2 separate regions of the Homo sapiens genome follow, and region 1 is linked to region 2. The links are chromatin loops, found by intact Hi-C in ENCODE. Cell type or tissue: Caco-2. All regions are shown on one strand. Links, peaks and the distances in the headings refer to the core of each region. The heading gives the core; the rest is flanking DNA. Region 1 holds the start of LINC02518 (long intergenic non-protein coding RNA 2518). Region 2 overlaps LINC02541 (long intergenic non-protein coding RNA 2541).

Region 1 (15,262 bases), core at 4,125-12,124, 210 kb before region 2:
ATGAGTTCATGTCCTTTGCAGGGACATGGATGAAGCTGGAAACCATCATTCTCAGCAAACTAACACAGGAACACAAAACCAAGCACCACATGTTCTCACTCATAAGTGGGAGTTGAACAATGAGATCACATGGACACAGGGAGGGGAACATCACACACTGGGACCTGTCAGGGGGTTGGGAGCAAGGGGAGGGAGAGCGTTAAGACAAATACCTAATGCATGTGGGACTTAAAACCTAAATGACAGGTTGATAAGGTGTGGCAAACCACCATGGCACATATATACCTAAGTACCAAACCTGCATGTTCTGGACATATATCCCAGAGCTTAAAGTAAAATAATTAAAAAAAAAAAAAACTGGTTTATACTAATCAGAATTTACCCAAGTCATTTGGACTCAAGAATACCATCAGGGTCAGTGTGGTAGAAGGGGAATTGGCTTTTTGAAGACAATACTTACCCAGTTTTCTGTGTATTAAATTACATATTTATCTTTTACCAATGTCTATGACACCTTTCACTCAATACTCATTTGCTAAAATTGGGATGTTTCAAAACTGAGCTGTTTTGACTTCTTGCTTTAAAAGCTGGAGTTTTCATAATTTCAAAAAATAAAAACTGATGTTCTTCAGTAGTTTGTAAGTCACAGAAAATAAATCAAGCGCTTTTTAAAATTCAAGATCTAGTTTCTTTTGATGATATTAGTAGGGTAAAAGGTCATGAGAGTTCAATTAATTTACTTTAAAATGCTCCTTTTAAATGATGTCCAAAGAATAAATCATCAAAGATTAATCAGAAAAGACTGAGTCTCTCCCCCTTATTTAGAATGTCTAAGGATCTGGGAGCAGCTGGCCCCATCTCTGTTCTCTCTTTTCCTGATTCATCTTGTGGGTGACCCCAGGAAGGGTCAGTCTGTGGCCCTAAATCACATAAGCCTGCACATGGAGCCTGCCATTTTCTCTCTGCAATTACTCCACCCTTGAGAACCTTGCTGAGCTAAGGCAAAGGTTCTAAAGAGCCTGGGCTTTGTACCCCCAGGCCTGCTTTGTACCCTGCTGAGCCTGGCTCTTTCCAGACCTATGGTCATTTGTATTTTTACAGTAATAAACTGTTGTATCCAATATGCCTTAGCATCTGTTAGGTACAAAGCACTAAGCAAGGCTGCAGGGAACCCCATGTGAATAAGCCCATAGTCACTATTCTTAAGCAGCTTGGAGTCTAACAGGAGATAAGCTGCAAACAGCTGCATAAGATATCATTTAATCGTGGAGATTTCCAAGAAGGGATGCTGACTAGCATTTGTAGAGTACCTACGGGTGCCGGGTACTTGGCTAGGCCATTTATGCAAACTACATCATCAAAAAGCCATAATCATTTTATAGTATTGTTATCTCCATTTTGCAGATGTGGAAACTAAGGCTAGTTATTCTTCCAGTGAGATATTTTTAGTAAGCACCCAAGTGCAGAATGAGATCTTATAGACTCTAAAGTTGTTTTATGAGTGTGTGTGTGTGTGTGTGTGTGTGTGTCATTTTTTCTGCATCTTTAAGCATAAAATAATTTTATCTGCCTGAAAGGAAGACATGCTTGAACTAGGGCTTTGAAATATAAGGGATGTATTTTCCTTGGTGATGGTGATGGTAATGGGGCCAGAGCAGTGTCCTGGGGCAAAGGCAGCTCTTCCATGACGCATGCAGGCAGGAAGGGCAGGCGGGTTCAGAGGGTACTTGACAGTATAGTTTGGTTGCCACATGAAGTCTGCTTGGGAAAGTGAAAGAAAGTAAATCTGCAAGAAGAGGTGGGGTTTTGAAAATGCTAAATTCCAATTTCCCCATCTTTTATAATTCAGTAGAGGTTTTGGGGGGAAGGAAGCCCCTCTGCCGCTTACCTAGTAGATTGAGTCAGATGGGCAGAAGTTGTGTGAACAGAGGTGACCCTCTCAGAATAGGAACCAGGTGTTCTATTCTTTTGTTGCCCTCACTGTGAAACTCAGTGCTTTACAACCAGTAGGTCTGCAGTTTATATCCAAAGAATAAATGAAAGACAAAAAAAGAGAGAGAGAGAGAGAAAGAAAGAGTATTCTGCTCTCTCTTGGCAAGTTCCTTAAAGGATGGGTCAGGGTAAGTTGCTGGACAGTGGGCAGAGGAGACAGGTACTGGCTGAGTGAAGCTCAGGGCAAGTTTGACTCTTCCACTGTCTCAGCCTCCAGACGAATGACCCAAATGGAATGACTTTTAGTTGAGACAGATATGACCCCTTCTGTTAGGTAGAGATAGCATGCTGGAAGGACAGAAAATATTTAAGAGCAGACAGACAAAAGGTGTAAGAGGCAAGTGTTCTAAAGGATTTGCAATGAGACCCTATAGTAAATAATCCCACAGTTCATACCACCACACTCCAAGCCACACTTTTTACACACCAATCTGCTATTTCACCTTACACTGATGAAGAAAGCAGCCTAAATGTCTACCTTGCAGGTTAGGTGAGGACAAGGTGAGTGACACCGTTGTGACAATTAAGCAGCACTGTAAACCACAGTCTAAGGTGCAGCTTTGCGCACTAGCTCAGCTCAAAGGCTTTCCAAGTTGCTAATATATAGATGAATTCCAAACAGGAAGAGACCAACCTATGTGGCAGAACAGTTTTGCAAGATTAGTTTGCTTGGCTTTACAGTCAGATAAAAGTTAGCTCCCTTAAAGACAGTTGTCACAGCCTGAGCAAAGTGAAGCCAAAACTGTGGGGGTGGGAGAGGAGAAGGGACAGAAAGAGGGGAAGCAAGATGCAGAGAGGAAGTTATGCTTTAAAGATACACCTGTTTCTGGCCAGGCACGGTGGCTCATGCCTGTAATCCCAGCACTTTGGGAGGCCTAGGCAGGTGGATTACCTGAAGTCAGGAGTTTGAGACCAGCCTGGCCAACATGGTAAAACCCCGTCTCTACTAAAAATACAAAAATTAGCCAGGCATGGTGGCACATGCCTGTAATCCCAGCTACTCGGGAGGCTGAGGCACAAGAATTGCTTGAACCCGGGAGGCGGACGTTGCAGTGAACCGAGATTGTGCCACTGCACTCCAGCCTGGCCGACAGAGTAAGACTCTCTCTCAAACAAAAACAAAAAACAAAACAAAACAAAAAATACACCTGTTTCTGTATCTGTGAAAGCTTTGAGTTAGTAATAATGGCAGCTTCATAAATGGTAGTGGTAGTAGCAGTAGCAGGAGTAACAGTGACATTCAACAGGAAGTTGTCAGTGATGACTATTGTTAACAATTAATGATATCTTTCATTGGCTTTTATATCCCCATCACAATGCAGTATGAGGGTGGGCTGGCCACATTTAAATTAGCAAAGGTTAGGTGAAAAATATCAGAGTTTCTTGCTAGTGTCATCCAATAATTAGTGGAAATGTGTTAGATAACATTGACTTGAGATGAGTGTGCATGAAGTCTGTGACTCTGACATTGCGAGCTGGACAACTTTCCAAGTGTACCATATTTAGAAGTGGGTTTATTCCTGCAGCGGTGTCCTTTTGAGAATCAGTTGAATCATTGCTTCTCGGCCTTTTGGCTAAGATCAAGTGTAGAGAATCAGTTGAATCAGGAAGAGCATCAGGACAGCCAGTACATAGGCTCCTCTGCTGAGTCACCATGTGGCCAAGACTGCCACATACTTAGCTGCAGAGAAGTAAAAATCAATTTCCACCTGTGGTAAGGAAAAACATCCACATTGTAAAGGTCAAATGGAGTCTTCTACGGATCTTAAAACTAAGGTATGTTAACATTAACTAATATATAGTACATATTCACTGCCACATTTGTTCATAAAATATGAGATATTTTCATTTAAGTCACAAATTAATTAATTAATTAATTTATTTATTTATTTATATCAAGAGGTTTTTATAAACCAAAAAAAAAATTCCAGTGTGAGAGGTTAAGTGCACCAGTAAGGTCAATAAATAGTTATCTCCTTTCCATCTTCTCATTTTTTATCATCAAGCCTGACATCTACACTAAACTGGGAAACAATACAACAGACAGTAGTCTCTTTCTCCCTCTCTACCTGACCTCATAACTGCACACATACATAAATGCATTTTCAGATACAACAAAATTAAATACAACAAGAAAGCTGATTTCTTGGAAAATCCAGATTCCAAGATTAATAACTTGATGTGTTTCAAATTACATCTATAGAAATGTGTGGGATTGTTTTGTTGTTGCGTTGTTTGGTTTTGCTTTTGTAAAAGGAACTTTAAGGGACATTTACTAAATATCTGATGAAACTCATTACTCTTTAACCATGAATCTAGTAATGCTTTGATCAAGGCATTCAGTGAAACCCGGTCTCTCTGCTGCCATTAACATCATTTACCACATCTTCACTACCTGTCCTAGGCTATACTTGAGTGAAGACACCCTGAAATTATCATGGGGTGATTTTATGATATTGGTAAAAATTAAATTAGTCGAAGCTTTTTCTTTGTAAGCTAAGCACCCTTTACACCTAACTGTGATGCCTTGCTTCTGAACTGTGATTTCCAGGTAATGACTCTTACTAGAAGGACAATAAAGGTGCAAATGAAGGGCACAACTTGAAGCCTTCAGGGTGTGGAGTTTGGAAGAGATGCTGTTATGAATGAATTGCTGATCCTACCTTACTTCGTTGGAGAGAAAACTCTAGCCCCAACTGTTTGAGAGATTTTGCCCAAGGGCCTCATTAGTAGTAAATTCAGGGTTAAGAATCCAACTCTTTTGCTTTACAAATCAGAATCCTGTCACTTATGTCACGATGATGCAGAAAAACAAACTAAAATTTGTCATTGCAAGATAATGAAACTCTCTCCTGAAAAAGTTATTTTGTACTAGACTGTTGCAATAGTGCAGATCTACTTTGATGTGTCAGGTTTGGCTCAAGCACCGTGCTTCCAGGGAGTTTTCTGGTGATCCCATGCTCTGTACCCTGCACCTACATCTGCTATGGGAGACCCTTCCTCTCCTTCCCCTCTGTATTTGTTAATATGCTCACACACAGCATTATAATCACTTTTGTACACCTACTTTCTCCACTAGATGTTAAATTCATTGAGAATATAATAGTATAAAATGAAGTTTGTTAAATGAGTAACGAATAAAGAAAATGTAATAATTCAATTTTTTTTCTTTTGAGGCAGGGTCTTGCTCTGTTACTCAGGCTAGAGTAGAAATGGCTTCATTAAAGCCTTGAATTTCTGAGCTCAAGTGATTCTCCCACCACAGCCTCCCGAGTAGCTAGGACTACAGGCACACACCATCACATCTAGCTATTTTTTTTTTATTTGTAACTTTTCATAGAGATGAGGTCTCTCCATGCTTCCCAGACTGACCTTGAACCCCTAGGTTCAAGTAATCCTCCTGCCTCAGCCTCCCAAAGTGCTGGGGTTACAAACATGAGCCTTCATGCCCAGCCTATTTTTTTTTATTTCAAAGCAATAAGAATAATAATGCCAGCAATAAGATTGTTGTGAAGTTTAAATGTGATGTTTTAACACTTGTTAAGTGCTTCACATAAGGCATTTAACCATGTCAAGCTACATATTAGTGTCTCAGTAGCATCTATCTATTGAATGCTTACTCAATCTTCTTCTGAAACCATCAAAAATTGTTACAAGCCTTCTATGTACTAATGATTGCACTTTTAGTATCCATTGATTAAGAAAGAATAAATTGGTGCTTGACTTTGCAACTCTGCAAATCTCCAAGGGTCCCTAACCCATAGGTGAGAATCTCATGAACTGTAGATTGTCCCAGGACCTAGAATGAAGCTTATAGTTCATCATGAGAGCCATTATGGCAGAGCAAAACACCCACAACACAAGCAAAGCACAACAGTCTGAGAGCAATAGAGGAAGGGACAATAAAGGAAAGACAGCAGGTCTCATTGCTTCCTACTCTTCAGAATCCCCACAGATTCATAGGTTATTGCCAGTATGCAGCTACTTCACCGTCTGCAATCCCTTGCTCCACAAAAATACCTACTGTTCCTAGGCAGCACCACATACATACTCAACAGTAGCTTGAGGAGGCTGTGTTAAAATAAAATAGACAGCCTGATTATGTTTCTTATGAACCTAAAGAATTCCAACTAGATTTCTTGTACTCTTTTTTTTTTTTTTTTCTAAACCTATTAGTTAGAACTATCCCAGTTTCACATGATGGAAATGCAACCTTAACTGTTTAAACAAACAATATGGAGACAGGTGTAAAGAATGTATTAATTCACTGAAAAGTCCAAAAATAGGATAGGTTCAGACACGACAGTGTCCAAGAACTGAAAAATAAGTCACCAAAACTCAGTTTCTTTCTCATTGTGATTTCCTCCAAAGTAGGTAATACTTTCAAACAGGTTCTCCCCACATGATATAAAGGTTAGCTGATAATAACCACAGCAGAAAGTAAGGTTCTTTCTCCCAGTGGCTTCCCAAAAAAATCCCATAATTGGCAGCCAGGTTTCTATGCTTTAGGTCAAAACAAATCACAGTGATGGAGGGGATATATTGTTTGGACCAACATAGTTTACTTGCGGGATACCAACCATTCTGCTTTATCAGGACTGTCCTGGTTTTAACATTGCAAGTCTTTTGTCCCAGAAAACTTCTCCACTTCAGGCAAACTAGGATGTTAGTCACCCCAGTTTACATTTGTGCTACTAGGCTACACATGTTTTTTCCATACTACGGCACTCAGTGGGCATAATAACAGGGATGAAATGCTAAGTGGGGGGAAAATGTCCTCTACATTGACCTGCGAACTATTGAAATGTGCTGACACGGTGGCCACATGTGCTCATTGAGCACTGAAATACAATGGTCTGCAATTAAGTTTGAGGGCTGAATTAAAATGTGCATTAAATATAAAATACCAACTAGATTTTAAAAAGTTACTAGAAAAAATAATGTAAGAGATATTAATAAATTTATATTTGCATGTTAAAATGATAATGTTTTGAATATAGCTAAATAAAACATTATTAAAAATTAATTTCACCAGTTTCTTCTTCCTTTTTTAATATGGCTATTAGTAAATCTTAAATTACACATGGCTCACATTATATTCCTGTTGGATGGCACTGTGATAAGATTTTTTAAACAAAGTTAATAAAGTATTTATGTCATGTATAGGCGGAGGACATTAAAAAGATATTTTGAGTATGCAGACACCTTAAACAATAAATGATAAACGAATTACGTAGAAAACATCCCAGGCCCACAAAAAATGAAGCACAATAATGTCAAACTCAATACCAAATTCATGTGCTCAATCATTTCTGTCCTCATTGGTGCCAGGACCAGCATAAGTTCTGGGGCTTCAGGCCCAACTGCCAAAAGAGGTTTGTCCTTCAGAAACCCACAGACCAGAAAGGAAAAGAGACAGGTTTAAAAAAAAGTTATACAAAATTATGTTGTGAGTAATACAATAAGTTCCAGCATACACAATCTGTTTTGATTTAATTATAGTAATTACATCATCTACATAATTTTTGGTTTATTCAATCCATACTCTACATGTTCTCTTTCTATTGCATGTCAACTTCCTTGAGAGCAGAAGTATTGCATTAATAAGTTTTATGCAACCAATTGCTTTTCTTTCAGTGCTTCCTTTTTATTTAATGATCAAATGTTTCTTCATCTCATATTTACTCTCCCCAGAGTCAGGTTAGCCCAGTGAAATCTAATGGGCTTAGGGTCAAATATTGCCAAAGTCCCTTACCAACTTGCTTACCTACTGGGAGTGTGTAACCCCTCTGCGCCTCATTTTCCACCAACAACATTGAGAAACAGGATACTCAGTGTCTCTTTGACACATACACACTCATATTCACACACACAAATTCAGATCATTGCTTGCAATTTAGCTTATTATTGTTAGTCATCTGAACATATCAAATACTTCCAAACACTCCAACTCACTGGAGTTTTGCTCCCTCAATATATCTATTTTTAAGCACTGGAAGGGGGTTCTACATGCCAGCAATTTGGTTCCCTCTAAACATCCTTGAAAATGTTTATTTGAAAAGATTACCTTGTTTTCCTTCAGGATTAAGACATGGTCACTGCAGACAGAGATGATTTGGAAAGATGGCAAGCAGTTTTTGATAGCTCCTCAGAGACTCCCCTTGTTAAATGAATATACCTGCAGAAAAAACAAAATGCATTCCAGCCCACACACGTTAGAGACATTTTTCAAACACCTAGATGAGAGAAGATAGCTATTACAAATAACATATTTGTTGGAGAGAGTGAAGAAATCACAAACTGGCTTGGATAAATACTATTAAATGCATACTTTGCCTGCCGATTGCGACAGTTTCCCTCTGGCACTCACTGACAAGCTTGGCTCCAGCTGTAAATTAGGTTGCAAAACTTCCTTGTCAGAGAACTCGCCCTGTGAGGAGGACTCAACCCTGGCTCTGAATCTGCAAGGACAGAAAAATCAATGTGACAGAGAAGCAGTTGCTTGTGTCAGGCCTCACCAAGGAGAGAAAAGGCTTTAAATTAATCATGATTTAAGGATGCTGGCAAAACAGTGCAAAGGCACATTCCTGGTGTCTCTGAGAAAAGGGAAAAAGGAGCCTGGAGCACTTTGCGGATGCTCCCCACAGATCCTGCCCTTCTGTTATAAACAGAATTCAGTGTTTACTGTGGGGATGAGAAAGCACTATGGATCTCGTGTAAACAGATAAAATGCAACAAGACTGATAAAAGTTTGGTGAAGCAGTATTGGTCAGTGTGTAGCATGGGGATAAATGAAAGTTTCATCTTCTCTCCTAGAACCTATGAATGAATTAAATCACCTGGGAGGATTTCAGGTCATATAGTAAATTTTGATGTCCCACAATAAGAAAAAGCTGGCTTGAACCTCTTATCTGGAGAGGGATCAAAAATCGCCTTCTGGAGATGCCTTTTTAAAAAATGTCTCACCTATGTTGGACAATGGGGACATCTGGATGAGGGAAATCAATTTTTTTGCCTGGCTTATGCTTTGGAGCAGTGGCTTTAAAATGTCCAAAAAGACCTACTAAGATTACTGTTAAACTGCCACCATTATATGGTACCAGTGAAGCAGTGAGCCCCCAAGGTAGAGGTAAGACCTACCTCAGATGTCAGTCACTGTTGGCCAAGGAAGATCATGTTAGGAAACATCCACCTCTGCTACCAATTTAGGCAATCGAGTCTCTGCACTAGAGAAAATGACATCCCGGACAGCTGATTTCAGACAGACTTTGTTCCTGTGTCAGGTACCACACCTTTCCAGTTTGGGTACAAGAACTCAAGTCAATGAGCCAGATTCATTTATTTTCATAAGTCGTCTCTGACTACAGGACCAGGGTTGCTCTGGGCCTTCGACTGGCCTCAACTATGTCAGTTGTTTGTCATGATGACACAACCATTATTCTCCAGTTTTTTCCCCTACAAGTGGAGAGACATCCAATGAGGACCAAACAGGATTAGACCCTATTGTTAAAAGTTTCCTTTGGCTTTATTTTATAGTATCATCTCTATCATCATAAATCAATCATGAAACACAAGATGTTCCACCAAGCACTACACAAGCGAACTACATAGATGTTGTACCTACCCACTAGGGCTTGTGATAGAAACGACAGAGCACTTAAACTATGCAAATATGACAAGTCCCTATAAACAACAGAGTACAGAAGTTAAATCAGCAGGAAATAGAAAATACAAGCATATGCAGAAAACTGAGTGGTAGGGATGAACAATACTGGTAAATATTATTACTATACACTTTTAAAAAAATAGGGAAATCTGAAATCCGAGATAAGAAAAAGAAAAAATTTATACAGCTATGCTGCACTAGAAACATGAACAGCTAACACATAGCCTCATTATAATAAAACCTTTTTGGCAACATTGGGTAACAAGCAGCTTCCAAAAACAACACCATTCCAATATTTTATTTAAAAAGAAAAAGAATGTGTAGCCATCAGTGCAATTTTCCTTGAAAATGAACAGGTTTCATTTGTACCAAGGGAAATTACCAGAAAAGCTGTAGACACTCCCTCTCAGGAGATCTTTATAAATAGTATAACTTTTCACCTGTTTTGTGTGGCTCTCTCAGAAAGCAGATAATAGGCAAGGAAATCCTTTCAAAATCCTCTTTCTGTGTCTCATTCTGGGTTATTCTCCAGTTATTCCACCTATTTGCCTTTGCCTCATCTTGCAGTCAACACTCTTGAGAAAGGACAGTTAAAAAGGAAGAAACAAATAGATGTCAGCACTCCTGAGAGAAAGCTAGAATAGCTAATAAATACACAATCCTTTATATATTCCAAGAGCTACTTAGTGCTCTACCGGAGTTTTCAAATAGAAGAAAAATCTGTTGCAATCTTCTTGTCTAGACCAAATCCATAGCCAACAAAAACCTTTCCATATGCCAAGTCCTAAGCTGAACATTTTATATGAGTGGTCTTATTCAATCTCACCACAACCCTATGAAATAGGCATTTTATTATTCCCATTTTATAGATCAGAAAGCAGAGTCTTAGAAAGATTTTCTTGCACAAACTAACAGAAGTGCGATCTGTTGGAGCTAAGATTAGTGTAATTAGTTTCCTATGGCAGCTGTAAAAAAATTATAATAAACAAGTGGCTTAAGATGACACACATTTTTGCTTGGGCCCAGGAGTTCAAGACCAGCCTGGGAAACATAGGAAGACCTCATCTCTACAAAAATAAAAAATTAGCCTCACGTGGTGGTGCACACCTGTAGAACTAGCTACTCAGGAAGCTGAGGCAAGAGGGTTGCTTGAGCCTAGGAGGTCGAGGTTGCAATAAGCTATGACTGTACCACTGCACTCCAGCCTGAGCAACAAAGTGAGACCCCCTTCTCAAAATAAATAAATGCATAAATAAATAACACAGTTTTTTTCTCTTACAATTCTGGAGGTCAGACTGCCAAAATCAGGTACAGTGGGCTAAAATCAAAGAACCAGTAGAGCTCTTTCTGGTGGCTCTGGAGGAAAATCTGTTTCCTTACCTGTGCCAGGAGGGATGCAGTCCTCATTCCTCAGCTTCTGGACTGGCATCACATCCCCTTTCCTCTTCCTGTTCTTTCGTCACATCCCCTTCTCGTCTTCATCAAATATTCCTCTGCCTCCCTCTTATAAGGATATTTGTGATGGCATGTAGGACTTACCTAGATAATCTAAGACAATCTCCCCTTCTCAAAATCCTTAATTACATCCACAAAATCCCTTTTACCATATAAGGCAGCATTCATAGGTTCCCAGAATTAGGACCTGGATACCTTTGGGAGCTGTTACTCTGCCTACCACAATTAGCATTCCAACTATCTCCCATTCTCTTAAGCAGTATACGATCTTTTTTTATAGATGAGTAATTCCTAAAAAGCTGAATGACTGATTGTCAGCAAGTGAATGGGTATCTCATATAAATTAAAGAGGTAAAAGTAAGTCATTTGTATGGATGGTAGCACAGTATTGGCAAGAACCCTGGACTTGCAGTCAGAAAATGGAGTTTGTTTTCATTAACTAGACATGCAAACTTGGACCAAACACTACATCTCTTGGTATCAGGAATAATAAAGAGTGCCAATTCTCGTCAATAGTAGTAGAGAAGGATTCCACAAATCTCTACAAGTTTCATGGGAAATGTTGGACCCAATTATCAGTGTCTGCCCTGCTTAATCCTTAACCGCCAGACCTTTTTTTTTTTTTTTTTTTTTTTTTTTTGAGATGGGGGTCTCCCTATGTTTCCTGGGCTGGTCTCAAACTCTTGGCCTCAAGCGATTCTTCTACCTTGGCCTCCCAAGTGCTGGGATTACAGGTATGAGCCACCACACCCAGCCTCTAGTCTTTTTTAACTCCAATTTTATATGATTCAAGCCAGGATTGCCATCATCTGCATGCTTGAATGCGGCTGGAGAATCCATTTCCAAGATGGCTTCTTCACGTGGCTATTGGTAAGAGGCCTCAATTTCTTGTAACTCAGGGCAATCCATAGGCCACTTGATTGTCCTTACAACATAGTGATTGGCTTCCCCCAGAGCAAATACTCCAGCAGAGAAAGCAAGGCAGAAGCTACAAAATGTTTTATGGCCTAGCCTTGGAAATGACATACCATACCATCACTTCTGTGCTCCATTGGTCATACACATTTATCCTTATACAGTGTGAGAGGGAGCTGCATCAGGTCATGGATACCAGGAGACAGAGTTGATCACCTAGAGGCTGATCGCCACAATAAACCATGTGGACTAGTGCTTCCCAATAGCACTTCCATGTTGGTGTATATCTAGAGACCTCATCAGTGTTGGAGAGAAAAAGTATTCTTTTCCTCACCTATAGGTGGGTTCACGGCCAAGATCAGTAAAACAAAACACAGATTTAAAGCATATGAATTTATCTAGTGTTAAGTTTCATGAGACACAGGAAATTTCAGAGATGAAGACCCAAAGAAACAGGGAAATCTGTGTGTTTTTATGGTTAGTCATCCAGAAGTATCATTGGAAGACAAGTAGGTATGACCTAATGGTAATAAATGGGGGAATTTAGCAAGGCCGGTTTGCTCAGATTCTGCGATATGTTTCTGTATCTTCACTCATTTCTTCTGGGCCTAGGGAGAATGCCTCTGATATGAGGGTCTTACAACCTACTGTAGATGTAGGTCAGAGAATTCTTTTATAGGATGTTTCAGGGGAGAATGTCCAGAGAATGTCAAAGAGACTTTTCCACTTCTGCTGTTTTCTCAAATGTCAAGGTGCCATATTTGGGGGTAGTATTTCCTGAAACCTACCAAAGCCTGCAATTCATTATACTTTGTGATGGTTAAGAGTGCTTTGTGGCTTTCAAGAAGAAGGCTAGAATCATAAAACTTGCATTTTTAAGAAGACCGCTCTGGCAGCAGAGCAGAGTATTGGGGTAATGTGGGTCCCTACTGCCTCTCAGATGCCCAAGACTCTCATGCAAACTGCTATCCTGGCCTTCTAGACCCACATGTGTTCCCAGCCTCTTCTTTCCATGTTTTCCATCTCTAGCTACTGTGACATTCTTATTATTCCCAAGACAGGCCTGGTTCTCTTCAGACCATGCCTTGAATATCCTTCTCTGCTCAAAATGCCACATTTTCTACAAAGTCTCCTCCGAGTCCTGAGATAGAGCAAGTAGCTATTTCTAGTGTTTCCATAGCACTATGTTCATCTCTCTGTCATAGTATTCATCATGATTTTCCTTCAATAATTTGGTTATGTTTTATTCCTCCAAAGATTCTCTGCATCCCTTGATGGCAGGGACCAAGGCTTTGCCCTATGGCCAGAATATATCAGAGCACATAACAGATTTTTTTTTGAATTAATGAATAGACTTCTTTCAATAAGTTATCTTTCTAATACACTTAGTGAACACCAACTAACTAACAGGCACTCTGCTCGATCCCAAGTTACACACTAGTGATCAGTATGGTCAGGTCCCTGCTTCCAGGATGCATAGAGTGTATCCTTATATGATACTTCATCAATGACAATATCCTTGTTCCCTCTCTTTCTCATTCCATTTTCTATTTTCCTACTACCTTTCTGTCTGTTTCCAGCTGTTCTTTTTTCCTTGATGCTTCCCTAAGCATGACATTGCACACATGGGCATTGCTTAGATTGCTTAGTGTCTCTAATAAAGAGATAGCTATAATGGCCAACAAGTTACCCCAGGCCCAGGTTTAGATTATGATCTTCATGTTGCCTGCAAAGCTATGGGTACATGAAAACCTATTCCCATTTCCCAGATATCACTTAGAGAAAAATGAAGGAAAAAATAAGTCCTCCCATGGCTGCATGACTTGAAATTTTTATCTTTTCTTATCTTCACTGTCCCAAGTGAGTCAAATGCTCAAAACTGTTATTGTCTTTTAAAATGTTGATTAAACTAGTAGTGTTAGTGAAGATGATATAACTACCTAGAAGATATATGCTCCATCACTGCAGGAAATTTGGTCTCTTTTTACCTTGATAGACTCACAGCTCCTAGAATATTGCTAGCACATAGCAATGCTCATTGAACATTTTAAAATGTGTTCCTTGATGCTATAATTTCTTTTCCATTCATGCTAGGTTTAAAGATTACCTGAACTATTTTCCATTAAAAATGGCTTATGTGGCTCAGTCAGGTCACTAAACCTAAGTCTTGGTTGTCTTTTCATAAAACAGGGACCTCATTAGTACCTCCCTTGCATGGGAATGTTTCGAGTATAAGAGAAAATGCATGCAAAGCATGTAGTCTAATGTCTTCCTAGACTACAAACTGAAGAAATGCATTGAGGCTGAATCCAGGGTCTATCTAATAATCTTTTATTCTCTGTACACATCGTTTAAAAAAAATGCTTATCTCTGGTTGTCCATTATACACCGAGTAGACTGGCTTTCTTTAAAGTTAGGCTCTTTGAAACACAGGATATATCAAATCAAAACTTATTAAGCACTTGTAATGTACCAGTTATTATGTTAGGTACTAGAAATACAAAGAAAAACTAAGATATATTCCTTTACCTAAAGAACTTTACTATCTCATAAGGAAAATAGACAACGTAATGGAAAATTACAGAACAAGATGTGAGGTTTACTAAGACTGAGACAGAAAAAAGGATCATTTAGGGGGAGCACCCGACCCAGCCTGGGAAAGAAGGAGATTAAGGGAGGTTTTCCAGAGGATGTTAGTTACAAAGAAGTCGGGGTTAGAGGAGCTGCTCTGAGTGGAAGGAGCAGGCTGAACAAAAGAACCAGGAGCAGAAATGACATGATCAATTAAGAGCATGCAGGTGACACGTTTTGACTGGAGCACATAAAGAAAAACAAAATTATGTCAAGAACTAAAGCTGTGCGATCGTGAGCACAAGTCAGGTCTGCATGAAAGGGCTTTGTATGTCATGCTGTCGATTTTCAACTGTGTCTTTATGGCTAATGGAAAACCCATGAGTAATTTTAAGCAAGAGGGTATCATCACCAGCTTTGCACTCTAGAAAGATCACTGCAGTGAAAATGTAAGGATTTTACCTTACATTTTCTGGAAGGATACTAGCAGGGGTTCACAGCCTTTGGTATGCACAGCAATTACCTACAATTCTTTTTCACTAGGTCTGATTGGTTTCAAACATAGGGGATTTGGATGCAGAAAATCTGTGATTTATACTTTGAGAAACAGGAAGAATTAAAAACAAAAACAAACAACAACAAACTATTGCAGTAATCTAGGAG
Region 2 (15,262 bases), core at 4,362-12,361:
GGAAGATTCCACAGAAGAGAGACAAGGCTGAACAGAGATGATGGTTCTTTTACTTGGACATGGTGATAACTTGAGTTTCTAGATAAACTTGAGTACTATTACTCAGTACTGGTACTGTTGGAAGAACACATAAAACGTCTGGCACAATCAGTGAAAGAAATATGGGCCTGGGTCCGGGTGTTAAATGGGTACAGGAAAGCACTAAACCTCTCACACTCACTCTACACCTACATGCCCCAAATCACAAAATTCCCCTACTTGAAGAGCGTACACTCCCCACTCAATTCACTTCCCATTTAAAAGTGTATTTGTTTGCTTTTCTAAAGATTCCTAGTGGGTTGGGGAAACTCACTAAACCACTATTAACACTTAGTGTGACCTTCAGGAAGAGGCCTCATGGACTAATAAATGTGCTAAGAGGATCTGAAATGTTGGTGATGGGGGTGTGGCAGAGAAGGAAGGATGAAAGGGAGAAACCCGTTTAGAAAGCCTATTGATTTCTAAGGGGGTAATGCTGGGGTGGGGGAAAGTAGTGAATAAATTATCTGACAGGCAAGCAACATCATTCACACTTTTGTTTAGAAATCATTCTAATGACAGCCACCCTAAATTTTGGTTCTATGTTGGGTTAGTTCCACAATCACTGAAATGAGGAAGTGAGCTCAACAATTTTGTAAACCTCAGAGTTGACAAGAAGTTATGAAAATTCCCAGTGGGGTTACATTAGACTCTAGCACTTACTTAAACAAGGAAAAGCAGGGAGATTCCATTGATGAATCATATCTAAGGGACAAGGGAGGCTGTAGGGTTTTCTCAGACAAAATGGGTCTTTACAAAATTGGAGAGAACCAAATGGAGTTAACAAGTTTGGAAGATACAGGTGTATTTCCCATAGAACATGAGAATGAACACTAAATGAGAAATTCTTGGAAACAAAGACTGATGCAAGAAGAATGCCTGGTTGGAAGTGAAAAAAGCAAGAGCAAAGATGCTGGTTCTGAGGCCAGAGGCAATGTTGGGGAAGGATCTTGGGACTGAGTCAGCTGGGACCAAGGAAGAGCCAACCATACCTGGATGGATTTAAGGAATGCTAAGACAGGTCCAAAGTTGGAGAGAAGAGGTAACCAGAGAGCCTGAGGACAGGGCCAGACACTGTAATACCAAATTCCTTACAGAATCAGCAGGGTAGCACAATGTCTCCAGGGCAGGAGAGATGACCTTGCCAGAGGTATTTTGATGGTAGAGGCTGAAGGAGACAGAGATTAAGTGTACCGAGAAGAAGTACATTTATGGGAGACTAACATAGATGAAAATTTCTTGTAAAGTTTTTTCCTGTTGAACACATCTGCTATAAAGGCTTTGGCATCAAATTTTGTATGATACAAAAATCATAACAGCACTGAAGTGACTAATAAATGTGTAATGTCAAACCTAATGTGAGCATAAAAAACTTTGAACACCTTAGATGGTAATTTGGAAGGTTCTAATTGCACCTTGACAACAAAACATAAACATTAGAGTCTACATGATGTCAAAACATCTGAATGGAAAAAGAAAAATAAGCATCTTTTTCTGCAAAGCCCAAACATTTGTATATTTTGGAAGACTAAATATATATTTGATAAAACCACAGTATATAAAGTCAAGGCATTTTATGATCTTCCTGGATGTAATTATTTTCCATGACTTTGTGTAATCATGGTAAAATAGTGATAGTTCAATAACTGATAACTAACTATAATAATAATTAACATGTAACAGTGACTGAGTTTCCAAATAACTGTATGATGTATGTATTTTTAGTGCCTGTATTTTGTACATGAGTCTTTTACAAATAAAGTGATTTGCTCAGTCACACAAAGGCAGAGGCAGGACTCAGAACTATACTTACCTGTTTCCAGAATCCTAGCTCATCCTACAACTGGCCATTTACATAGTTTTAATTGGTTTTAAAAAGTTTTTTTTTTACATTAGAAATCATTTCTGTAATAACATTTTATCTTATTGCATCCTGTTTTATTACAGTGAAAGGACCTGCTTACTTATTATCTCCCCAGCTACACTGGAATTCTTCCACAGCTTACATGAGGTCATCAGCCTCTGGCCATGTCTGGAAAACAGCAGGAGCTCAACTAATGTTTATTAAACTAAACTAGATCTAAAATGGATACAAAATTAACAGTTCTGGCTGAGCACAGTGGCACACACCTATAATCCCAGCACTTAGGGAGGCCAATGTGAGAAGATCACTTGAAGCCAGGAATTTGACACCAGCCTGGGCAACACGGAAAGATAACAAGACTCTGTCTCTACAAAAAAGTTTAAAAATTAGCCAGGTGTGATGGTGCATACCAGTCATCCCAGCTACATGGGAGGCTGAGGTGGAAGGATAGCTTGAATCCAGGAGTTAAAGGTTGCAGTGAGCTATGATCACCCAACTACACTGCAGCCTGGGCAACACAGAGAGACCCTGTCTCAAAAACTAAATAAATAAAAATAGAAGAGTTTTGCTAGAGTTCAGAAAGCATGTCAGATCATTTGCATCTTAATTAATGGTACATTCGCTTCTAGACTTAAGCAAACAAGTTTCATCTACAACTTTGATTTCATTGGTTCTTTCAATATTAACATAACTTCAATGCAGTTTTATTGCTCTACATGTGTGTAGTTCAGCTTGTTTATTATGACTTTCCTTTTTGTTTTCCCTCAAGTTGATTACCTGCCAGCTTTTCTACACTTCTTTCTCACTCCCCACCTTGTCACTGCCTCTAGACAAACCTATTTAGTCATTTGTTAGATTAAAGATAAAAAAGACACAGGAAGAAAAAACAAACATGAACCTTGGGCATAGACTTTTTTTCTTGTCTTTCTTTCTTTCTTTCTTTCTTTCTTTCTTTCTTTCTTTCTTTCTTTCTTTCTTTCTTCCTTCCTTTCTTTCTTTCTCTCTTTCTCACTTTTGCTTTTTTCTTTCTTTTTTTTGATGGGTTCTTTTTTTTTTTTTTTTTTTTTTTTTTGACACAGAGTCTCGCTCTTGCTGCCCAGGCTGGAGTGCAGTGGCACAATCTCGGCTCACTACAACCTCTGCCTCCCAGGTTCCAGCAATTCACCTACCTCAGCCTCCCAAGTAGCTAGGATTACAGGTGCCTGCCACCACACCCAGTCAATTTTTGTATTTTTAGTAGAGACGGGGTTTCACTGTATTGGCCAGGCTGGTCTCAAACTCCTGACCTCAACTGATCCGCCCACCTTGGCCTCCCAAAGTGCCAGGATTACAAGCGTGAGCCACCACACCCAGCCCGAGACGGGTTCTTATTATGTTGCCCGGGTCCAGGCTGGTCTTAAACTCCTAGGGCCAAGGGATCCTCCTGCCTCTGCCTCCAGAATAGCTGGGATTACAGATGTGCCATTGCGCCCATCTTTAGACTTTTAATTTTATTTCCCAAATTACTGTAAAAGCAGCTTAGAATTATTTTTTTCTCTTCTGTTTTAGCCCATGTTATAACCTGGACAGGCAACTACTGATTCTTAATGTCTGGCCACTGATTTTTAAGTGCTTAAATATTCAAAAGTTTGTTAAGCATATTATTTAATATTCACTTATTATTCAGAGTCTGTGCCTAGGCAGAGCTCCTAATAAAAACACAGAAGACAACTGTTGGCATTCATTTTCATGCCATAATCAAAATACATTTCCTGATGGTGGGGAGTGCTTGCATGACCACCTCCCTGCAGAGCCAGGCAGGGGTGGTCACTACAGGTTAATCCAGATACTAGAGCTATTTTCAAACACTCCCAATGCCCATAAGGAGAGCAGGCTAGGAGCAGGGCCCATGGCTATCCATCAATGTGAATCTCTAGATCCATCCCTTCTATTTGCTTTCCTGCAGGATAAATACATTTTTTGAACTTGTACTGATCAATTTCAGCTGCATAGAAATAGAGATAGGAATATAACAAGCTCTACCTCTTTTCTCTGCAAGCCATTAAACAGATGTCAATTCTGATATGTTCTCCTCTAAAGGGACACATTCCAGTCCTAATTTCCAGAACATACCAGGTCAAAATGTTATATGCCATTTTAAACTTCCTTCTACCTTCCCCAAAGAGTCAGCAACTAATTAATTCTTAAGAAAGAAAGGAGAGGACTATGAGATTGTGTACTGAAAAATTAACACTTCAAACCCAAAATACACATGAGTTCAAATGCTGCTTCTTAAATAGATTATCTGAGCTATATTTCCTCCAGAAGCCTTGTTTTCCTGATCTGTAACATGAAGACAGAATATACTCTCATCAGGTGGTCATGGGGATTAAATGATATTTACATACACCTACTATATACACATACACATATATATAGTTATATACATAGTTATACATGATCCGTATAATACATACACTCTTACATACACACACAGTGTATAGCATAGGACTCAGTAAATGGAAGCCACTGCTTATCAGTCAAACAGTACTTATTAAGTCCTAGGCAAAGTTTAGGATTCAAAAGAGGTCCAATTTTATTCCTTTCTTCAAAGAGCTTAGGATATTATTTAAAAGTTAGGATAAAATTTTTGAAACATAATACATAATTAAGACATAAATTGTGTAATTTTTACTACATATATTGTAATTCAAAAAAAAATGAAGTAATACATAAAGATGGGTTGAATTTTTTTTAATAACAAAAAAAGTTTAAGGCCAGGTGTGGTGGCTCACGCCTGTAATCCCACCTATTTGGGAGGCCGAGGCAGGCAGATCACCTGAGGTCAAGAGTTCAAGACCATCCTGGCTAACATGGAAAAACCCTTTCTCTACTAAAAATACAAAAATTAGCTGAGTGTGGTGGTGCATGCCTGTAATCCCAGCTACTTGGGAGGCTGTGGCATGAGAATCGCTTGAATCTGGGAGGCAGGAATTTCATTGAGCCAAGATCCCGCCACTGCACTCCAGTCTGGGTGACAGAGCAAGGCTCCATTTCCAAAAAAAAAAAAAAAAAAGTTTAAATGCATATGTAAAGTTATTCTTTGAACACTAAAATAGGAACCAAATTTAAATAATACAGAATAGTTGTCTATTTTGTTCCATAGCATGGTCTAAGTTAGGACACAATAAAATGCATATACAATTACTAAGCGTTTAGCGTGGAATTTTCTTCTCCTTATGTTTCACCAATATCTAAACAGCCTTAAAAGACTATTAAAAAATACTTTTCCAACTACTATTTTTAGGGACATAAGTATCAAAATATTACCTCTAATATAAATTTATTGTACAGAATTTACATTTCATAAATTTATCTTAAAAAGTCAGGACCTCGTAGGCAATGATCTCATTTCTTCTCACATTAATGAATTATATTTTAGAGAAATTCGAGGTCAAGAGAGCCTTGATAAAATGGCAAATCATAAAAAGCAAAAGCAAATTAACACTGGGAACACTCAATACATTTGCCTAGTGAGTAAACAATAAGCATCCAGTTGCTATTGATAGCCTAGGTTGACTGGGAGATCTCTTACATCCTAGGGTAATCAAAGTTGGTTACTCAAAAAGGTATTTTCTTTAGATTATTTACTCATCTAGTCAATTCCCTAATATGAGCCTGGTATCGTGTTGTAGGGAGCTGACATTATACAGGTAATCACTGCAATATAGTAAGTGTTTCGATGCACAAATATACAAATTGCTTGGGAAGCACATAATCACAGAAGAGGAAATGCCAAATTGTGGAATAGTTAGGAAGGGTTTCACTGAGGGAAATATTCATGCTGGTTATTTGACAAACAGTATCCTTGAGAAGTAGATCCCAGTAGAAGTCTCTGAGTTGTCTGCCTGGTCTCCTACCTGAGCAACCAGCACTTTATTCCTTGGCCAGATAAATGTGAGCCAAAATACCTTGTGGTTTCCTTGGAAATGCAGCTTAGCAACCATTTCTGGGGACAAAAGTCCATAGTAATAGGCACCTGGCTGTTATCATGTTTGATGGGCCTATGTCTTTTCTTCTTTTTTAAGGACCTTAATACACCTTCCTTCCATCTCTGACTCTATATTCTCAACACTTAAAATTAACAGGGTTAGTAAGCAAGGACCAGTGGGAACAAGAGAAGGGAAAATTGTCTAATGGGCAGTTTATTCATTCAGTCCTTGGGAGTTTTCAGTGAGCAGGTTGGATATATTTCCAATGTTTTTCTCAAATTTTTAGGAAAATTAACTATTAAAGTTTTTTTTTAAATAAAAAGATGTTTATAGGCTGGGCACAGTCACTCATGCTTTGGGAGGTCAAGGCAGGAGGATCACAAGGTCATGAGTTCAAGGCTAGTCTGGGTAACATAACAAGAACCCATCTCTACAAAAAAATTAAAAATTAGCTGGGTGTGGTGGCATGCACCTGTAGTTCTACTCAGGAGGCTGAGGTGGGAGGATTCCTTGAGTCCAGGAATTGGAGGTTGCAGTGAGCTATGATCACACCACTGCAGCGTTCCAGCCTGGGCAACAAAGTGAGACCCCATCTCTAAAAAAAATTAAAAATAAAAAAAAGGGGCCAGATGAGGTGACTCACTCCTGTAATCCCAGCACTTTGGGAGGCCAAGGCAGGTGGATCACCTGAGGTCAAGAGTTTTTGACCAGCCTGACTAACATGGTGAAACCCCATCTCTACTAAAAATACAAAAAATTAGCGGGGCATGATGGTGGGCGCCTGTAATTCCAGCTACTCAGGAGAATGGAGCAGGAAAATCGCTTGAACCCGGGAGGCGGAGGTTGCAGTGAGCCGAGATCACGCCATTGCGCTCCATCCTGGGTGACAAGAGCGAGCCTCCATCTCAAAAAAAAAAAAAAAAAAAAAGGCTATTTATGTTGTTTTAATTGGGAAAAAAAAACTTTGAAAAAAATAAAAACTGAATAACATATAGAGCTGATAAAAAGGATTACAGTACCTATATACATACATAGCATTATTGAAATATATAGAATATAAACACCTATCATATACAAATCTTCTAAATAAGACCTTATCTGAAGATTTCAGTCATTAACTCAAAAAACACTGCTTCTCCATGCTGCTTATTAAAATCTGCTTCAACAAGTCCTTTACACTCCTGACTCAGCCATGCAGGTACATATTTTTAGTTCACAGGATTAATTAAAAATATTTATTAAACTTTCTGGCCTATCCCTCAGCTTTCTGATCACTGGGAATCTACATTTGCAGATATTCTTCAGCACCCAAGCACGCACTAGACTTGATCATGTCTGCCCAAGTCTTCCACCTGGGTTCTATGCTATGAGAATCACATTGTTAAATGAAATTTTGTTATTTTAAGTGTATTCCATTTGGTGTGTTTTTTAGGGCTTTGCTTTCTATTTTCATTGATATTTTGCCTAGCATCTTCCTCTTTGTCTTCTTTCTCCACTCTTCACTTTACTATGTCTCTCAACAAACCTATATCTAGATGTAAACATATCCATAAAGAGGGGAGCTAAGGCCAGGTGCAGTGGCTCATGCCTGTAATCTCAGCACTTTGGGAGGCTGAGGCGGGTGGATCACGTGGTCAGGAGTTCAAGACCAGCCTGGCCAACATAGTGAAACCTGTCTCTACTAAAGATACAAAAAATTAGCTGGATGTGGTGGTGGGCACCTGTAATCCCAGCTACTCAGGAGGCTGAGGCAGGAGAATCGCTTGAACCCAGGAGGCGGAGGTTGCAGTGAGCCAAGATCATGCCATTGCACTCCAGCATGGGCCACAGGGCGAGATCTGTCTCAAAAAAAAAAAAAAAAAAAAAAAAAGCGGGGGAGCTAAAGGAAATATATTGAGAAACATTCAGCAAGAAATCACAACTTCCTGATCCAGGGAAGATGGCTGGGGCTTTTTAAGCACTGAGTCTCTCCAAAATGATGCAAGCTGATACTACATCATTTCTAAACCTTCCAATCTACTCGTTAAAAGCATATAGATTTATATTTAACTAAGTATATATACTAAGTGGGAGCAGAGAGTTCTGGAGTAAGGGAATAAAAGAAATAAAAGAAAGGAAAGAAATGTATTTAAGGAACTGGATCTGAGCTGTGAGCCTTATAGGCACTATCTCATTTAATGTCTAAAACAAAACTGTAAAGTAGGTATGACTATCTCTGAGAGATAAACAGAGACTCGGAGAAGTTAATTAACTTTCCAACATTGTCGTAGCTACTAAGTGAAAGACCCAGAATTTGAAAGCAGCTGGGCTGATTCCACAGTTCATGCTTTCTACTTGCTGAACTCTGCTCTCATGCCAAATGGCACCACCCAGAAGATGCTGAAAATCCATAGGGGGAGGATAGATTTACATTGATAAGGGGGAAAAAGGTCTACTTAAAAAAGGAAACCAGCAAATACAAGATAGGATACAATAAAATGCAACAAGGAAGGTGGTCAAGAAACATAACGCATGGCCATGGACAAAAAGCAAAGAAGAGGAACAACCTGTGTTGGATGGAGGTGAGCTTTGATGTTTCCCCCTTGAGCTCATTGATATTTACCTTTCCTGGGCTGATGTGGAATTTGGATTCATTGGATGATTGCTCCACGCTCTCTTTGACCTTGTTTCTGAATGTGTATACAGAGTCCTGGGCTCCCCATGTATTGTTGTCATTTTTCCTTCCCTAACCTCCTTGCTCACCTATCCTTACCAAAACTCTTCCCCAAAATACCAGCTAAGCTAGTAATTCTTGAAAAATAACAAGGAAGTAGAATTTGAAATTGTTTTGATAACATCTGTGCAAACAGCTGCAAATTCTACAGATCACATCATCCTGAGGGCTGCAGTGTTTACAGTAACAAAGAGTCAAACCAAATATTTGCATCTGGGGCTTTACCTGTTAGAACAGCAGTGAAGAGTTCAAAGTCCAGGCTCAAGGCAACCATGGAGGGCTATCAGCAAGCTTTATGAGTGTTTCCCTCCAGGTTCCTAAGAGCTGACTCTTGGCCTTCTGCCAGCTCCTTTGAAATGGAGATATCAGCTCTCCTCATTCACTTATCAAAAACATGTCCATTTCTGGGCCAGATAAAATTGTTTGAGTGCTCATTTGAAATCCAAAGCAGCCATTCCTGCTTTGCTCCAGGAAGACATTTAAAGTTACAGACTGACAAAAGAAGAAAAATAATTGAGGACCCTTATCCACACCATCAACACCTCTTGTTTCCTTCCCAGAATTTGAACTGAAAACCCTAGTATGCAGTAATAACTCGGAAAATACCCGGACATTCTTCTGGGAACCCCCACCACATCTTTCTTTCATTCTTTGGATCATTATGAATCAGGATTTTAAAGGGAGTAACTTCATTTTGGTTTTGGTAGATTGAAATTAATTTAGGCCATTAGATGAAAGAAAGAGAAGGAGTGGAAATGTACTCATCCTATACTACCCCAAGTCTGGAAACATTACTCTTGAAAAATAAAATTCGTTTTAAATATAAGTTTAGCACAAATAATTCCCAGTGAAAAATAAACCCACATTTCTTCCAATAAAGAATATTGTAAGGCCCGGCGCAGTGGCTCACGCCTGTAATCTCAGCACTTTCAGAGGCCAAGGCAGGCAGATCACGACGTCAAGAGATGGAGACCATCCTGGCTAACATGGTGAAACCCCGTCTCTACTAAAAATACAAAAAATTAGCTGGGCATGGTGGCAGTCACCAGTAGTCCCAGCTACTCGAGAGGCTGAGGCAGGAGAATGGCGTGAACCCGGGAGGCAGAGCTTGCAGTGAGCCAAGATCATGCCACTGCACTCCAGCCTAGGCAACAGCGCGAGACTCCGTCTCAAAAAAAAAAAAGAATATTGTAACTAGTGGAACTTCATGTCATGCTAGAATGCGGAGTAGGTACCAGACACTTGCTGGTGAATTTTTGTGTAATACTGAAAAAAGAAGCATTATACAGGCACTGGGCAACTTACACTTTCAGAGTTTTCTGGGCTTTCCTGATGTACATATCAGACATATCACCTAAACAGAAAAATATGTGTCTACAAATCTAGTGTGTGTCTACTGGTTGTATACAATCTAACAAAGCAAAATTGACTATGTTTTAAAACTTTGTGCTTTAAATATTCATAGCATTTCCTCAATTATAGACTAAATATAGTTTCAGCCAAGTTTTGAGGATTAATAATAAAGAAAAATATCATTTATAATCTGATTTTACTTTTTGATAAATAACAAGCCAATATTTAGGGCTTGGAAAGTATTTTGCCAATTATTTTATTCCTCTCTAAACATATCACAGGATAGTTAAAAGCTGAAATATGTCCCATTTCTTGGAGGCTTACATTACCAAGTTTTCAAAAAAGCAGGATTTTTTTTTTATAGTCCTCAAGAGTATCCCTACAACCAACTTCAACTGGCCTGATAGCTTTGCAAGCCTCTGAGTCAAGGCTCAACAGCTGAAACAAAAAAGCCAGAGAATGGTCTATTCAACAGACTGAGGCATGTAAGAATAAAACAAAACTGCTTTATGCCATTACCAAAACTCCTAAATTATCTTTTCCTAACTATTTAAAAGCAATAAATGCAACTCCACAAAGCCTGAGAGACTTTCATAGTGCATGACTGTAGTCATTCCTCAGTTGGAGCCATGGGAAATACCACAAACCTCAGAGAATTGCACATATGTGGAAACTTTTCCCATAGAATTGTAGTAGGTGTGTGTTGTGGTTTAAGTCCCTTTATGACTAATGTAGTGGCTGATTTGTTTACGATTTCATTTCTTTTTTTTTTTTTTTTTTTTTTGAGATGGAGTCTTGCTCTGTTGCCCAGGCTGGAATGCTGTGGCGCAATCCTCCCTGGTTCAAGCAATTCTCCCTTCCTCAGCCTCCTGAGGATATCAGGCGCCGGCCACCACGTCAGGCTAATTTTTGTATTTTTAGTAGAAAAGAGGTTTCACCATGTTGGTCAGGCTGATCTCGAACTCCTGACCTCAGGTGATCTGCCCACCTCGGCCTCTCAAAGTATTGGGTTTACAGGCGTGGGCCACCACGCCTGACCAAGATTTCATTTCTTTTACGGGTCTCAGTGGCTACAAAACATTGCCATGAGGACTGTTTGTGGGGTTTTGGTTTCCGTTTCTGACCAGTGTACCAGTCCTTTTAGAAATGTGTCTCCCAAAGAAAGGACGAGAAAACTGCGGAGCAGGGAGGAGACCAGCAGAAGTCTAACTTGTGATTGTACCTCTCTGCCCTGAAGGGGAAATTTTCTTCCCAGTAATAAAAATGTGGTGGAGCCCAGATTCTTTATTCAGTTGAAGTTCCTTCCAAGAACAGCAAAGGGGGGCCTCAAGGTCTAAAGCTGCTTGGGCACGTTCACATTCACCCCTGGCCTCTGCAAGATGCAACCATGTGGCCTTGGGGAACAGTAAAAGCCGAGGTGTGTCAGGCCAGCCAGCTGACCATAAACTGTGCTTATCACACGAATGACTCCTTGTTTTCATGCTGAAAATATGCACCTCCTGGAAGCTCATCTTTCTTGGTCTGATGTGTGTGATGTGATTTACATCATGGAATGCAGGGGACATGTGCTCACAAGCATTCTGATTCAGGAATCAGGTTTCTATTATGTACTCCATTTGTATTGCCTTCTGCGGTGACCTTAATACATTTTTTTCTTTTTAATTTTGGACTTATTTTAGAGCAATTTATTTTCTATCAAATCCTAAGCCTAGAATGTCTACATGGAAGATAATTGCACTACAGTAAGCAAAATGTCCTGGAGCCTAATTTCACAAGTCTCATTTTCCTGCGGTCAGGGGGCCCTTGGCCTTGGTACCTAGGAAGGGCGCTCATGTGAGTAACTGAGTCATGAGAACATCCCCCTTGGCCTACTCTCTGGGCAGTTATCTTCTGCTGAGTGGTGTGTGGGTGAACATACATGGGGTCGCAAGCTCCTCAAAGAGATAAGACAGGTCTCATGGATACATCATGGATAGATTTGCCAGAACTAGTTATATTAATATATTGTGCTTCCTCCTGAGGCTGTGTTTGTATTCACTGAAGCTTACTTCTCAGGCAAATGTAGGGAGTAACAAATAAGCTTTATGTTCCTAGGAGTCAGGAAGTCTAGTTAGCATGGTTTAAAGCCTTCACCCTACATATATATATATATATATATTTTTTTTTTTTTTTTTTTTTTTTGAGATAGAGTCTTGCTCTGTCGCCCAGACTGGAGTGCAATGGCATGATCTCAGCTCACTGCAACCTCTGCCTCCAAGGTTCAAGCAATTCTCCTGCCTCAGCCTCCTGAGTAGCTGGGATTACAGGTATGCGCTACCATGCTCAGCTAAATTTGTATTTTTGGTAGAGACAGGGGGTTTCACCATGTTGGCCAGGCTGGTCTCGAACTCATGACCTCAAGCGACGCACCCACCTTGGCCTCCCAAAGTGCTGGAATTACAGGCGTGAGCCACTGCACCCAGCCTAGATAGTTGAGTTTAGTTTTTTGTTATTTTTTTCTCTGTAGGATCTCTGAGTCTTTAATATGCTAATGGGTATTATTGTAAGTTCTAAGTGTGTATAATGTATCCCAAGTTAGCATGACTATTGAATACTCCCCCACCCCAATAAAAGCCTATTATTATAACTTGAGCTATAAGTTTCCATAGAATATAGTTCAAAAGACCTCTTTCTAGAAGCAGAAGTTTTCTTCCTGCTCTAAAGTTCTATGAATTTACAAAAACAATGCAGAATTACACACTTTAATGGAGATATAAAAAGAGGTCCAGTTGATGATCTTATTGTAGCAATAAAGGATTTATATTGCATATAAACGTATTCACTATAGATAGTTTAAGCAGAAGAGTACTTATAACCAGTAGCTTATACCATGTAATTGAAGACCAAAAAACTAGTCTTGAATGCTACCAAGGAAAACCCAGGAAAAATGCCCAACCACATCAGTTTTCCTACCAAAAACACCTCTGCTGTTGCTGCTGACTTTTTGGCTCACATGGCACTAGAAAACAGAAGTGAAAACTCCACTAAAGCACCCCTGGAAGTACTACCCATGCCACTGTGCTTGCTGAAAGCTACAATTTCCCCCGTGTGTGTATGCTACCTAACCTTGCTTACTTCTGCCCCAAGCAGCACATTGTGGTAGGCAGAATTCTGAGATGCTCCCCAAGATTCCTGCTTCCTGACGTACACACCCTCTACAGTACTCTCTCCTTGAATGTGAGCAGGACATGTGAATACAATGGGATGTCACTCCCATAATTACATTCTATTATATGGCAAAAAAGGGTTTTGAAAATATAATTAAGGTGTCCAGTTAGTTGGCTGTGAATTAATCAAGAGTGAGATTATGTTGGGGTGAGCCTGACTTAATCAGGTGAGCAGTTAAAACAAAATAGAGATTCAAAGCCAAAGTCACTTTCCTGTTGGCTTTGAAGGAGAAAACTGCCATGTTGTGGAGAGGGCCACGTAGCAGAAAATGGCAAGAAGCCTCTAGGAGCTGTGAATGATCCCTCATTGATAGCCAGCAAGAAAGCAAAGACTTCAGTCCTACAACCACAGAAACGGAATTCTGCCAACAACCAAAAAGCCTGAAAATGATAACTGATAAGATTGTAGCCCTGGCCAACTTTTTTTTTTTTTTTTTTTTTTTTTTTTTTTTGAGATGGAGTCTCACACTGTTGCCTGGGCTGGAGTGCAATGGTGTGATGTCAGCTCACTGCAACCTCCGCCTCCTGGGTTCAAGCAATTCTCCTGCCTCAGCCTCCCAAGTAGCTGGGATTACAGGTGCCCTCCACCACACCCAGCTAACTTTTTGTATTTTTAGTAGAGACGGGTTTAAGCCATGTTGGCCAGGCTGGTCTCAACCTCCTGACCTCATGATCCGCCTGCCTTGGCCTCCCAAAGTGCTGGGATTACAGGCATGAGCCACCGCGCCTGGCCCATCCCTGGCCAATATCTTGATTTAAGCCTTGTGAGAGCTTGAGCAGAGGATCGGCTAATCCATGCCCATACTCCTGATTTGCAGAAACTGTGAGCCAGACAATGATGTTATTTTAAGTTGCTTAATCTGAGCGTGCAGCAATAGAAAATTAATATTTGCCTTTGCATGATGGAGCCCAGTTTACTCCTCAAATTCAAACTGCAAGAGCTTTGGGAGAATTACATTGTTAGCTTTCCATACTCTAAAATTCAATAAGACAAGTCAGAAGTGGTTGTTGTTTATATTAAGTGAGTCAATCCCTAGTGTCGTCCACCCACTTTTTTTGAAAATTATTTTCCAAAATATCTTTTACAGCCTATATGATAGGCTAAAAGATGTCATTTCATTTTTTGTTTGTGTAAAATGGCAAAGATCAACCTGTCCTGTGAATGAGTATTCAAGAAAAAGTAATTAACATTGCTATCAGCAATTTCCTTGTATGCATCAACCAGTTGGGTGAACTCATATAAATATTCCTGCTGATTTCTCTATTAAAAAATGCTTAGAGAATAGACAATTTAGGAGATTACTGCTACTCCAGGAGTGGCCACTTTAGCAGGACTGTTGACATGGAGACTTTCCATGACCTTACACACATGTTGATAAGAATGCCTGTGGCCTCTGGTTCTCATCAGTATTGAGTAGATTGATAATATTCTCAGTGGTCTTCTCATAGCGAGTCCAGCAAACCATCAACAAAGTAAAGCTAATAAGAGAGGGATTTTTTAAAATCTTTCAGCAGAGAAGCATTAGGGCAAGTTATATTTATCTGATCATGTACTACTATTTCTCCCAGGGAGTGTGAGAGGATGGGGAGCCGATAGTGTTCCATGAAAGTAGAAAAGTTTTCTGATTCACCACAAAGATGAATTTGTTTTCCACATAATGAATGTGTAGTATTTGATTCTCCCCACACTAAAGTGGTTCGGTTTATTTTTACATCAAGTAAATTTTAGCCATCTCCCTTGCTTTATTAATACTCTCTAACCCAATTTCCTTTCATTTCAAAACCACCAATGGTGAGGAAGGGTAAACAATAAGAACGACATGTAAGAAATTGTGGTATCCAAAAACAAAACGAAAAGCCCTATTTGCTTTACCTCATGTCGTAATTTCCCAGACTTGTTCCTCTTGGCAGTGTTGAGCTCCGCGTTTTCTCCCAGGGAGCAGAGCAACTTCTTACAAAACCTTACTTCGTGGGTTTTCCCAGGTGCCTGTTATTTCCTGAGCAGCACATAGTAGCAGTCCCTTAATCTTTACAGTTCTGAAAGTTGGCAAAGTGCCTTCAGAAAGTCTTGTCTTAT

Evidence for each region. Hi-C counts contacts between places; a loop is a spot of excess contacts. Peaks named below come from ENCODE experiments on the same cell type or tissue, not always from the same donor. Only the 100,000 strongest peaks of a DNase experiment are listed, where the experiment ranks them.
Region 1: it touches region 2 in a loop (10-fold over the local background); 3 of 110 quality-filtered maps call a loop at or near these places.

The regions. Positions count from the first base shown.
Region 1 is chr6:113,425,278-113,440,539 of GRCh38, forward strand. It overlaps LINC02518 (long intergenic non-protein coding RNA 2518), which reads right to left and starts at 8,170. Exons shown (of 2, transcript NR_149098.1): 1 at 8,060-8,170; 2 at 3,263-3,701. In Caco-2, for the core only: no CTCF peak of the experiment used is centred there; a DNase peak (open chromatin) is centred at 8,374.
Region 2 is chr6:113,634,346-113,649,607 of GRCh38, forward strand. All of the region lies in intron 1 of LINC02541 (long intergenic non-protein coding RNA 2541), which reads right to left. Among named protein-coding and RNA genes, the nearest start is that of LINC02541, 8.1 kb to the right of the region's middle. RefSeq lists enhancers at 576-625, 8,655-9,187, 8,802-9,096, 9,008-9,077 and a silencer at 8,802-9,096. In Caco-2, for the core only: no CTCF peak of the experiment used is centred there; DNase peaks (open chromatin) are centred at 8,526, 8,926 and 11,386.